Regions from separate parts of the Homo sapiens genome. Here region 1 is linked to region 2. A link is an interaction called in ENCODE POLR2A ChIA-PET data of the cell type or tissue named here. Cell type or tissue: PC-3. All regions are shown on one strand.

The links. ChIA-PET counts read pairs that join two places held together with the same protein. Peaks named below come from ENCODE experiments on the same cell type or tissue, not always from the same donor. Only the 100,000 strongest peaks of a DNase experiment are listed, where the experiment ranks them.
Region 1: POLR2A ChIA-PET joins it to region 2 with 9 read pairs; 5 of 35 experiments call an interaction of 5 or more read pairs at or near these places.

What each region holds. Positions count from the first base shown.
Region 1 is chr12:122,214,557-122,219,556 of GRCh38, forward strand. It overlaps DIABLO (diablo IAP-binding mitochondrial protein), which reads right to left. Exons shown (of 6, transcript NM_001371333.1): 3 at 3,710-3,841; 4 at 2,203-2,313; 5 at 1,932-2,028. Among named protein-coding and RNA genes, the nearest start is that of DIABLO, 9.0 kb to the right of the region's middle. In PC-3, a CTCF peak has its summit at 1,006; no DNase peak of the experiment used is centred here.
Region 2 is chr12:122,302,810-122,307,809 of GRCh38, forward strand. All of the region lies in intron 20 of CLIP1 (CAP-Gly domain containing linker protein 1), which reads right to left. Among named protein-coding and RNA genes, the nearest start is that of VPS33A, 39 kb to the left of the region's middle. In PC-3, a CTCF peak has its summit at 3,762 (motif pointing right); a DNase peak (open chromatin) is centred at 2,302; H3K27ac peaks cover 1,729 bases.

The DNA of each region.
Region 1 (5,000 bases), 88 kb before region 2:
CTGGGACTACAGGCGAGCGCCAATACGCCCAGCTAATTTTTGTATTTTTGGTAGAGATGGGGTTTCACTGTGTTGCCCTTGAACTCCTGGGCTCCAGCAATCTGCCTGCCTTGGCTTCCCAAAGACACGCGTTGAGTCCCTGTGCCTGACTCATCCCAGTTTCTTTTTTTTTTCTTGAGACAGAGTCTTGCTCTGTCACCAAGGCTTGAGGTGCAGTGGAGCCATCTAGGCTCACTGCAGCCTCCACCCCCTGGGTTCAAGCCATTCTCCTGCACAGGCGTGTGCCACTACACCTGGCTAATTTTTGTATTTTTAGTAGAGACAGGGTTTCACCACGGTGGCCAGGGTAGTGTCAAACTCTTGACCTCAAGTGACCCACCTCAAGTGATCCGCCCTCCTTGGCCCCCCAAAGTGCTGGGATTATAGGCATGAGCCACTGCAACCAGTTTCTTAATAAGAACTAGTACTAAGCTATAACTTTGGTGAGCCGGCTGGGTGCGGTGGCTCGCACCTGTAATCCCAGCACTTTGAGAGGCTGAAGTGAGGAACAACATGACGAAACCTGCCTCTACTAAAAATACAAAAATTAGCCAGGCGTGGTGGTGCATGCTTGTAATCGGGAGGCTGAGGCAGGAAAATTGCTTGAACTGGAGAGGCAGAGGTTGCAGTGAGCTGAGAAAGTGCTACCACTGCAGCCTGGGCACCAAGAGTGAAACTCTGTCTCAAAAAAAAAAAAATTTGGCCGGACACAGTGGCTCATGCCTGTAATCCCAGCACTTTGGGAGGCCAAGGCGGGTGGATCACCTGAGGTCAGGAGTTCAAGACCAGCCTGGCCAACATGGCAAAACCCCTTCTCTATTAAAAATACAAAAACTATTCTCTATTAAAAATACAAAAACTAGCTGGGCGTGGTGGCGGGTGCCTGTAATCCCAGCTACTTGGGAGGCTGAGGCAGGAGAATCACTTGAACCCAGGAGGTGGAGGTTGCAGTGAGCCTAGATGGCGCCAGTGCACTCCAGCCTGGGTGACAGGAACAAAACTCCATTAAAAAAAATTTTTTTTTCTGTGAGCCTACCTACCTAGGTTGGGACCACTCAGGTAGGATGTTCTATGATGGGCACCTTGGGGCACCACGGTGCAAAGGACAAAGCACTGGCTGCTGGGAGAATAGGAGAAGCAGAGGCTTTGGAATTCGACCTACTTGGCTCCGTGGCTCATGCCTATAATCCCAGCACTTTGGGAGGCCAAGGTGGGTAGACTGCTTGAGCCTAGGATTTCGAGATTAGCCTGTGCAACATTGTAAAACCCCATCTCTATTTTATGAAGGAAAAAAAAAAAAAAAAAAAAAAGACCTACTCAGCTGAATCTCAGCTTGGCTGCTTACTCACCATACCGTGTCATCTTAGCCGAATGATCTGGCCCATCTGCCCTCTAGTTTCTTCACATATAAAAAGTGCCTACGAAATGCCTACCACAAAGCCTGACATAGACAAATAATTTGTCCTGGTTTTGCCACTGACTATGATTCCAGGTCTCATTTTCTCCATCTGTACAAAAAGGTTCACATAGATTACTCATCTCAAGTCTCAGCCAACGGTGTAATTCTATGATTGTTAATAAATTGTATTACCAAAAGAAGCTAAAACTATTTGGAAGCAATCCAATTTTCCAATGGTAATAGTTTTATCATTTTTCATTTTGAAGACATAACCTAGCTTCTACTGGTCTGGTCTGCAAGGGTATGCTCATTGTTTCTATTGTGCAAATAAAATGTAGGTTAATATGTAGGAAATGGGGAAAATTTCTCAAAGTGAGAGCCACTTAGACCATTTACTATAAAGCCCTCATTTTAGAAAACCAGATGAAAACTCAAATGGTACCTTCCTAGTTAAAAAATTAAAAAAAAAACCCAACACAAAACTTGAACCTACCAGTTTGATATGCAGCTTCTGCTGCCATCTCTGAAAGACCAACTGCAGTCATCCAAGTGGTTTCCAGCTTCAAGTACTCTTGGTGTTTTGAAGTCATCTATATAAATCAAGCAAAGTGCTTCAGACAGCATAAGAGGTCTAGCCCATTTAAATGGACTTAAAGTAGTAGATTTAGAGAACACTGATTATATTGATTAGACTTAATTCAATAATTTAGATACCACATGAGGTAGGTGCACTAACACAGAAATGCCTAGAACTTTCTGCTTACCTCAGCTCTGGCTCCTATGATCACCTGCCACACTTCATCTTCCTCCTCTGAATTCATTTTCCCAAGTAAACTTGTATATTGTCGGTAAAGAGAAGTTAAGGTATAAACAGCCTACAAATAGAGAATGAACAAGTCTGAGTAAAGTAAGTGAGACATATCAGAAGGAATAGAGAGATTTCCACCTCAAGGAAATTAAGTCCCATTACAGCAAACTGGCTCTTCCATCCTGCTGCCTCAATGAAATTGCACTATTATCCTATGAAGTAAAGGTATCAGGACATTAGTATCTCCATCTGTAAACTTCTGTGTTTTTAAAAGCTTGTCAGCAATTCAGACACAGAAAGAGAAAACAATGCAAGGGAAAACTTTAAAGGTTGAGGGGAAAAAAGCTGCTGGAAAATATATGTAAAACAAATGCACAAATGAGACTTCAATACTTTTGATTATCCATATACGCTAAAAAATTTTTATTGGCCGGGTGCAGTGGCTCATGCCTGTAATCCTAGCACTTTGGGAGGCTAAGACACGTGGATCACCTGAAGTCAGGAGTTCGAGACCAGCTTGGCCAACATGGCAAAACCCCGTCTCTACTAAAAATACAAAAAAATTAGCCGGGCATGGTGGCACACACCTGTAATCCCAGCTACTCAGGAGGCTGAGGAAGGAAAATCGCTTGAACCCAGGAGGCGGAGATTGCAGCGAGCTGACATCACTCCACTGCACTCCAGCCTGCGTAAGCAAGACTCCATCTCAAAAAAAAAAATTTATTATTTTTTACAAACAGGATGCTATGTCACCCAGACGGAAGTGCACTGGCATGTTCATAGCTCACTGTAATCTCAAACTCCTAGACTCAAGTGATCCTCCCACCTCAGCCCCTGGAGTAACTGGGACTACAGGCACACAACACACCATGCCTGGCTAAGTTTAAAATTTTTTTTCTGCTAGAGATGGGGCTTGCTACATTGACTGGGTTGGTCTTGAACTCCTGGCCCCAAGTGATCCTCCCGCCTTGGCCTCCCAAACTGCTGGGATTACAGATGTGAGCCACCACGCCTGGCCCATATACTCTCTTTTCTATTAGGTTAGATCAGTGGCTTTTAAATAATCCTCACAGAGCAACCTCTGTTGATGGACCACAGGCCCCTGTGCCCTTAACTGAACCATATCAGCTTCACTCCTGTTTTATATACTAGGCTGCCACATTTAAGATTTTTCTGTAAAAAAAAAAAAAAAGGTTCCTGGGAAAAGTCTAAAAACGAGTGATTTAGATCAGGGCTCAGCAAACTTTTTGAAGGGCCTGACAGTAAATATTTTGGGCTTTGTGGGCCTTACAGCCTCTGTTGAAACTACTCAAATCCTCAAAAACCGTTATTGACAACACATAAACAAATAGGCCTGGCTATGTTTCAATCAAATACCAACATGGGTATCAGACACAATTTGGTTGTGAGCCATTATTTGCTAAACCATGGTTTAGAAGATCAAGAGTTAAGAGGAGACATACCTTAGTATATTCAGTAATAGCTTCAATCAACGCATATGTGGTCTGAGAGAGAAAGGTAGAGGTGCTATCTGTTACCAAAGACACTGCTCTCCTCATCAATGCTTCACTACTAAGGGAATGAGGCTCTGATTTCTGAAAGACACAAACATTGTCACTCAACCTCTAAAGCTCAAACTGAGAACTTTTTCACCAATAGGCAAGCAAAAAACGTAATTGTCATGCTGCTTAGTGTTTTAGGCTGAAACTGCACTATATTTCTTTGGGTTATATTTTTTAAGGCCTTATTTTGGCAATTTAAGACAATATAGAGAAATAATTCCGGAGTATGCTTTCTACCAACTTTCATTCTCTGCTCCAAAAAGCAAATTATTTCTTTACATATAAAATAAATTGTGGCGGGGTACGGTGGCTCACACCTGTAATACCAGCACTTTGGGAGGCTGAGGCAGGCAGATCACGAGGTCAGGAGATTGAGACGATCCTGGCCAACATGGTGAAACCCCGTCTCTACTAAAAAAATACAAAAATTAGCTGGGCCGTAGTGGTGTGCGTCTTTAATCCCAGCTACTCGGGAGGCTGAGGCAGGAGAATCGACTGAACCCAGGAGGCAGAGGTTACAGTGAGCCGAGACTGCCACTGCACTCCAGCCTGGGTGACAGAGCAAGACTAAAAAAAAAAAAAAAAAAGTGCCGGGCACGGTGGCTCACGCCTGTAATCCCAGCACTTTGGGAGGCTGAGGCAGGCAGATCACGAGGTCAGGAGATTGAGACGATCCTGGCCAACATGGTGAAACCCCGTCTCTACTAAAAATACAAAAATTAGCTGGGCGTGGTGGCACACGCCTGTAGTCCCAGCTACTTGGGAGGCTGAGGCAGAAGAATCACTTGAACCCAGGAGGCAGAGGTTGCAGTGAGCCGAGATTGCACCACTGCGCTCCAGCCTGGTGACAGAGCGAGACTACATCTCAAAAAAAAAACAAAAAACCAAAAAAACCCCCAAAACTATTGATTATAACCAACAAATTGATAAGATTACAATTCATTCATTAACAGTGTTAGATACTTGAGACGCAAGTCTCAACAAGACATTCTCTGCCCTCAAACACAGGTGTAGGGGTAGAGAGAGCAGGATGATGGGCTAACAGAACTAGAAAAATGAACACAATCATGTATCATGGAAGCTGTGGGAGGAGTATGTATGAGCTACACTGGGGGCATGCAGAAGGGAGCAATCAGTTCTATGTTGAGTGCTAATAGCTTAGAAAAGGCTTCACAAGTTTGATGAGGATTAA
Region 2 (5,000 bases):
TGGTTTCAAACTCCTGACCTCAAGTGATCTGCCCACCTCGGCCTCACACAGTCCTAGAATTACAGGCTTGAGCCACCGTGCCCAGCCTAAATATAGATACATTTTTGAGACAGGGTCTTGCTATGTTGCCCAGGCTGGTCTTGAACTCCTAAGCTCAAACAGTCTCCTGGCTTGGCCTCCCAAATTGCTGGGATTACAGGCATGAGCCACTGCATCTGGCCCTTTCCTTTATATTTTAAGAAATGCTTATAAGGCTGCTTCCTGTTTATGATTTATTTAGTAGTCTTGATCTGGTGTGGTTTGGTCTTCAATTTGTTTCCTTAATTCTTCAATCTCCCTGTTAAACTTGTGTCATTTTATCATCTTCTCTTTGAACAGTTGTTTTGTTTTATTCAAATAACTTGAGTTTTACATAACACAAAGCACTATTTTCCCTGGGTAACAGCTTCTCTTGGCCTGAATTCCTGTCTCTCTCTGGCTCTTGATGTTCCGTTCTTTCTCTTTTCCCTCTTAGGGTGCAGAATGTGTACACTTCATCTTATTCTCGATGGCTCTACCTAGACCTTCCCTTGGCTCACATATACCGTGAGTTTCCCCCAACACCCTTCCTACCTTATCTGAGGCCTTTATCTTTAACCCCACGTTACAGCTAAAAGTTAAGCACTGTAATTGACACATTTCTGTAGCCAGAGGTTTCTGGATAGAGTCAAGGTTGGGATAGTTGAGGCTACACATAGACTCCGTTGGTGATCTCTTTCCTGAGATTTTTCTTCAGTGTTCTATGCACATCACTCACTCTACCTGAACACAGGTAATCTCATTCCCACAGGAGAACATCCTCAGCCTTGGGGCACGCATCCCCAGTCAGCTCTTTCCACAGTGCTCCTACTGCTTCTGCTACCTTCCCTTCCTAGAGACTGGAACACAGCCTCTCCTGTGATTGGAGGTGGTTATGTGATACGATCATAGAAATGTGAACTTTCTTCCCCAAATTAGAAGACAGAGCCATGTGAGAAGCCCTTTGCATTTCCCTGCCTTGTCCTCCCCCTGATTCCATCCAGAAAGCTCTGCGATGCTTGAGGTACAATAGCCAACCGGGGATCAGACGGACAAGAACTACACGCCTAGCAGAGCAGCAAGCAGGAAGGAAGGGCCAGCTCCGTGCAGACGTTCCTGAGGGGGTACCCGCCCGGACTGCCTACTGCGGACTTATTATCACTTGAGAAAAATACCCACAGTGCCCTGTGCCTGTCAGCTGCAGTTTGTTGGCTGGACTAGCTACAGAAAATGACCACTGGCAGTTTTTCCCACCGTTGGTAAAATCCTGCGGTGGTGCAAAGGGGCATTGAGCCTCAGAAATTTTTCCTTTACTTTTCCCAGGCTGTCTACTCACTTCTTCAGTCTAATTTTTTCCAAACTAGACTGGGCACAGGGATGGAGAGAATTCAAGTACAAATTCTCAGGATTTTGCTGTTCACCGTCCTTTCCACTTACCACTGGGGACAAAGTGTCAGAGTCAAACCACAATTTTGTTTCCTTTCTTGGTTGCCAATTTACTTTTTATTTTTTGAGACGGAGTCTTGCTCTGTCGCCCAGGCTGGAGTCCAGTGGTACGATCTCGACTAACTGCAACCTCTGCCTCCCGGGTTCAAGTGATTCTCCTGCCTCAGTCTCCCGAGTAGCCAGAATTACAGGCATGCACCACCATGCCCGGCTAATTTTTGTATTTGTTATTAGAGATGGGGTTTCACCATGTTTCTCAGCTAGTCTCGAACTCCTGACCTCAGGTGATCTGTCTGCCTCAGCCTCCTAAAGGGCTGGGATTACAGGCGTGAGCCTCCACGTCCAGCCTTGGGTGCCAATTTAAAAGTTTATAGCATGAAGTTGACTGGCTTTGTTGGCTTCTGCTGGACACATTTTTTAATACAGAAAAACTGTGTTCATAGCATTGGGTACTGAAGGGAGACAGAGTCTGTGATCCAGCTTCAATCAGCCCTAGTTGCCCAGAAGTCCCCTGAGCCCAGATTAAAATTATGATGGCTGATAACCACCATTTTTCCAAACTAATACACAATAAGCTAAAAATAGCTTTCCCTTTCTAAGCATTCATGTCTGGGAATTCAGGCTCATTTAAATGGCAGGTGACTATTCATGATCAATTTAGATGCTAACCCCAATTTTTTTGTATAATACATCTGCTATAACCTCTGTCAGGAAAAACTGTTCATGAAATACAGTTATTGAGTCATTTAATCCCTGTCCGGTTTCCATAAGCAAACTGTAACCTCATTCTACAAATAGCCAGGGGGAGAATCAGCTCTGTTCCCATAGTGATAGCTCACTGTATTTGCTATCTTTACAAGGTGGAACACATGTGAGGTTTGGAAATGATAAATCAGACATATCAAAAGTGACTACCTAAGGTGACTATTTCTATAGAAGAATCAACATTATTTTTAGAATTCCCTATGAAAAGAAAATAGGGGTAGACTATACCTATAGTCCCAGCTACTGGGGAGCCTGAGGCTGAAGGATCCCTTGAGCCCAGGAGGTTGAGGCTGCAGTGAGCTATGATAGTGCCACTGCTCTCCAGCCCAGGCTACAAAGTGAGACTCTGTCTCTTAAAAAAGAAACGAATGCTCTGTATAGTTTCCATTAATCTTAAACTATATGACCTTGCCTGAATTTACACTGTATGCTTCTACCAGCCACACAAAGAGCAAATGCCCCACTAAGTTGGTGATCAGGTTTTCGGCCACCACAACTCTGCAACAAAAGCTACTGCGATGGTTAATACTGAGTGTCAACTCGATTGGATTGAGGATGCAAAGTACTGATCCTGGGTATGTCTGTGAGGGTGTTGCTAAAGGAAATTTCACATCTGAGTCAGTGGGCTGAGAAAGGCTGCCCACCTTTCATCTAGGTGGGCACAACGTAATCAGCTGCCAGCTTGACCAGAATAAAAAGCAGTCAGATGGCTGAGCGCAGTGGCTCATGCCTGTAATCCCAGCACTTTGGGAGGCTGAGGTGGACGGATTGCCTAAGCTCAGGAGTTCGAGATTACCCTGGGCAACATGATGAAACCCAGTCTCTACTAAAATACAATAAATTAGCCAGGCCTGGTGGCACGCGCCTGTAGTCCCAGCTGCTAGGAAGGCTGAGGCATGAGAATCACTTAAGCCCAGGAGGCCAAGTGATCGAGCCACTGCACTCCAGCTTGGACTACAGAGTGAGACTCCATCTAAAAAAAAAAAAAAAGCAAGCAGAAGAACGTGAAAAGACTAGACTGGTTTAGCCTCCCAGCCTACATTTTTCTCCCATGCTGGAAGCTTCCTGCCCTAGAACATTGGACTTCAAGTTCTTCAGCTTTGGGACTCGAACTGGCTTCCTTGGTCCTCAGCTTGCAGATGGCCTCGTGTGGGACCTTGTGATTGTGTGAGTTAACAGTCCTTAATAAACTCCCCTTGATATCTATCTATCCTACTAGTTCTGTCCCTCTAGAGAACCCCGACTAATTCAGCTATGAAGCTGGAAGTAAAGTGAATCATCTAAAAAATGGAAAGAGCAGTCACAAAGTCCTCTGTCTTCTTCTGTAAAACAGAAACTGGGGCCCTGGCTAAAAACAAGATACTCACCAAACACCCATGCATTCATTCAAACCTACACGTCGTGCTCTATGATTCCTACTTTCTCACTGTCTGTGGGAGAAGCAGAAGCACACGATCCTGACCAAAATGCTGGGTTCTAAGGTCAGGGCACTGCAGAGCCCGCACCTGACCACAAAGGGGCAGCAGCTTGCTCTGCTCAAGATCAGAGGCCATGACCTTTAACATGGGCCTTTAACAATGAGGACATGATCACCAAGTGAGAAAGGAGACAAGAAAAGATGCAAAAGCAGACCTGTGAATGGCAAGATTCTGGGATGCACTGGGTTTTCTAAGCAAAATAAATATTTGAGGCAGAAAAAAAAAGTACCAGTAGGGTTCAGAAGCCATTTTTAGAGCAATGTTTGACCGCACCTACCCCATTTCTAGCTCACAGCTTTTTAAAATCTTGAACAATAATCATGAAGTAAGCAGAAAAAAGTTTTATTCTCAGAATAGAACAGCAGCTGGACAAACAGGCTTTCAAACACAATTTCAAATCTCAGCTCCTCCACTGCCTATCTGTGTATCCTTGGTAAGTTCACTTTTTTTTTTTTTTTTTTTTTTTTTTTTTGAGACAGAGTCTCACTCTGTCGCCCAGGCTGGAGTGCAGTGGCACGATCTCGGCTCACTGTAACCTCCACCTCCCAGATTCAAGCAATTCTCTCCCTCAGTATCCCGAGTAGCTGGGATTACAGGCGCCCGCCACCATGCCTGGTTAATTTTTGTATTTTTAGTAGAGATGGGGTTTCACCATCTTGGCCAGGCCGGTCTCGAACTCCTGACCTCATGATCCACCCGCCTCGGCCTCCCAAAATGCTGAGATTACAGGTGTGAGTCACTGTGCCCAGCCATTAGTTCACTTTTGAGCCTGTTTCCTGTCTAAAAATAATCCTACTATCTCTGAGGTAGGTTGTGATGATTCCATGAAATAATGGTAAAGCAATCAGCTCAGTTCAACAAATTATGGTGCTTCTAAATAAAGGAATCAGGAGAGAACCTAGGTCGTGGGTCAGTACTTACCTTTCCCAAGTCAATCTAGTCTCCACTGTCTCGATTTTAGAATGAAAAAGCAAATTTTTCTGTAGTACTACAACTAAAATTATTTTTTTTAAATAGCATTTCTGCCAAATACTGTAGCTCTGTAATACATTTCTAACACAGCTGATCAATAGTCTGACTTAACTGGAGAAAGCAACTAAGTGAAATTTTATAGAATTCTTGGAGATGATACAATAAAAGAGTAACAGAGCCCGATGAATTAATCGGTCTTCATTAAACTAAGGTGGCTTCTAAGTTACTTTAAACGGGTGGCTCACTCCACTCTTTTGAAATATATATACCATGGAAAGAATG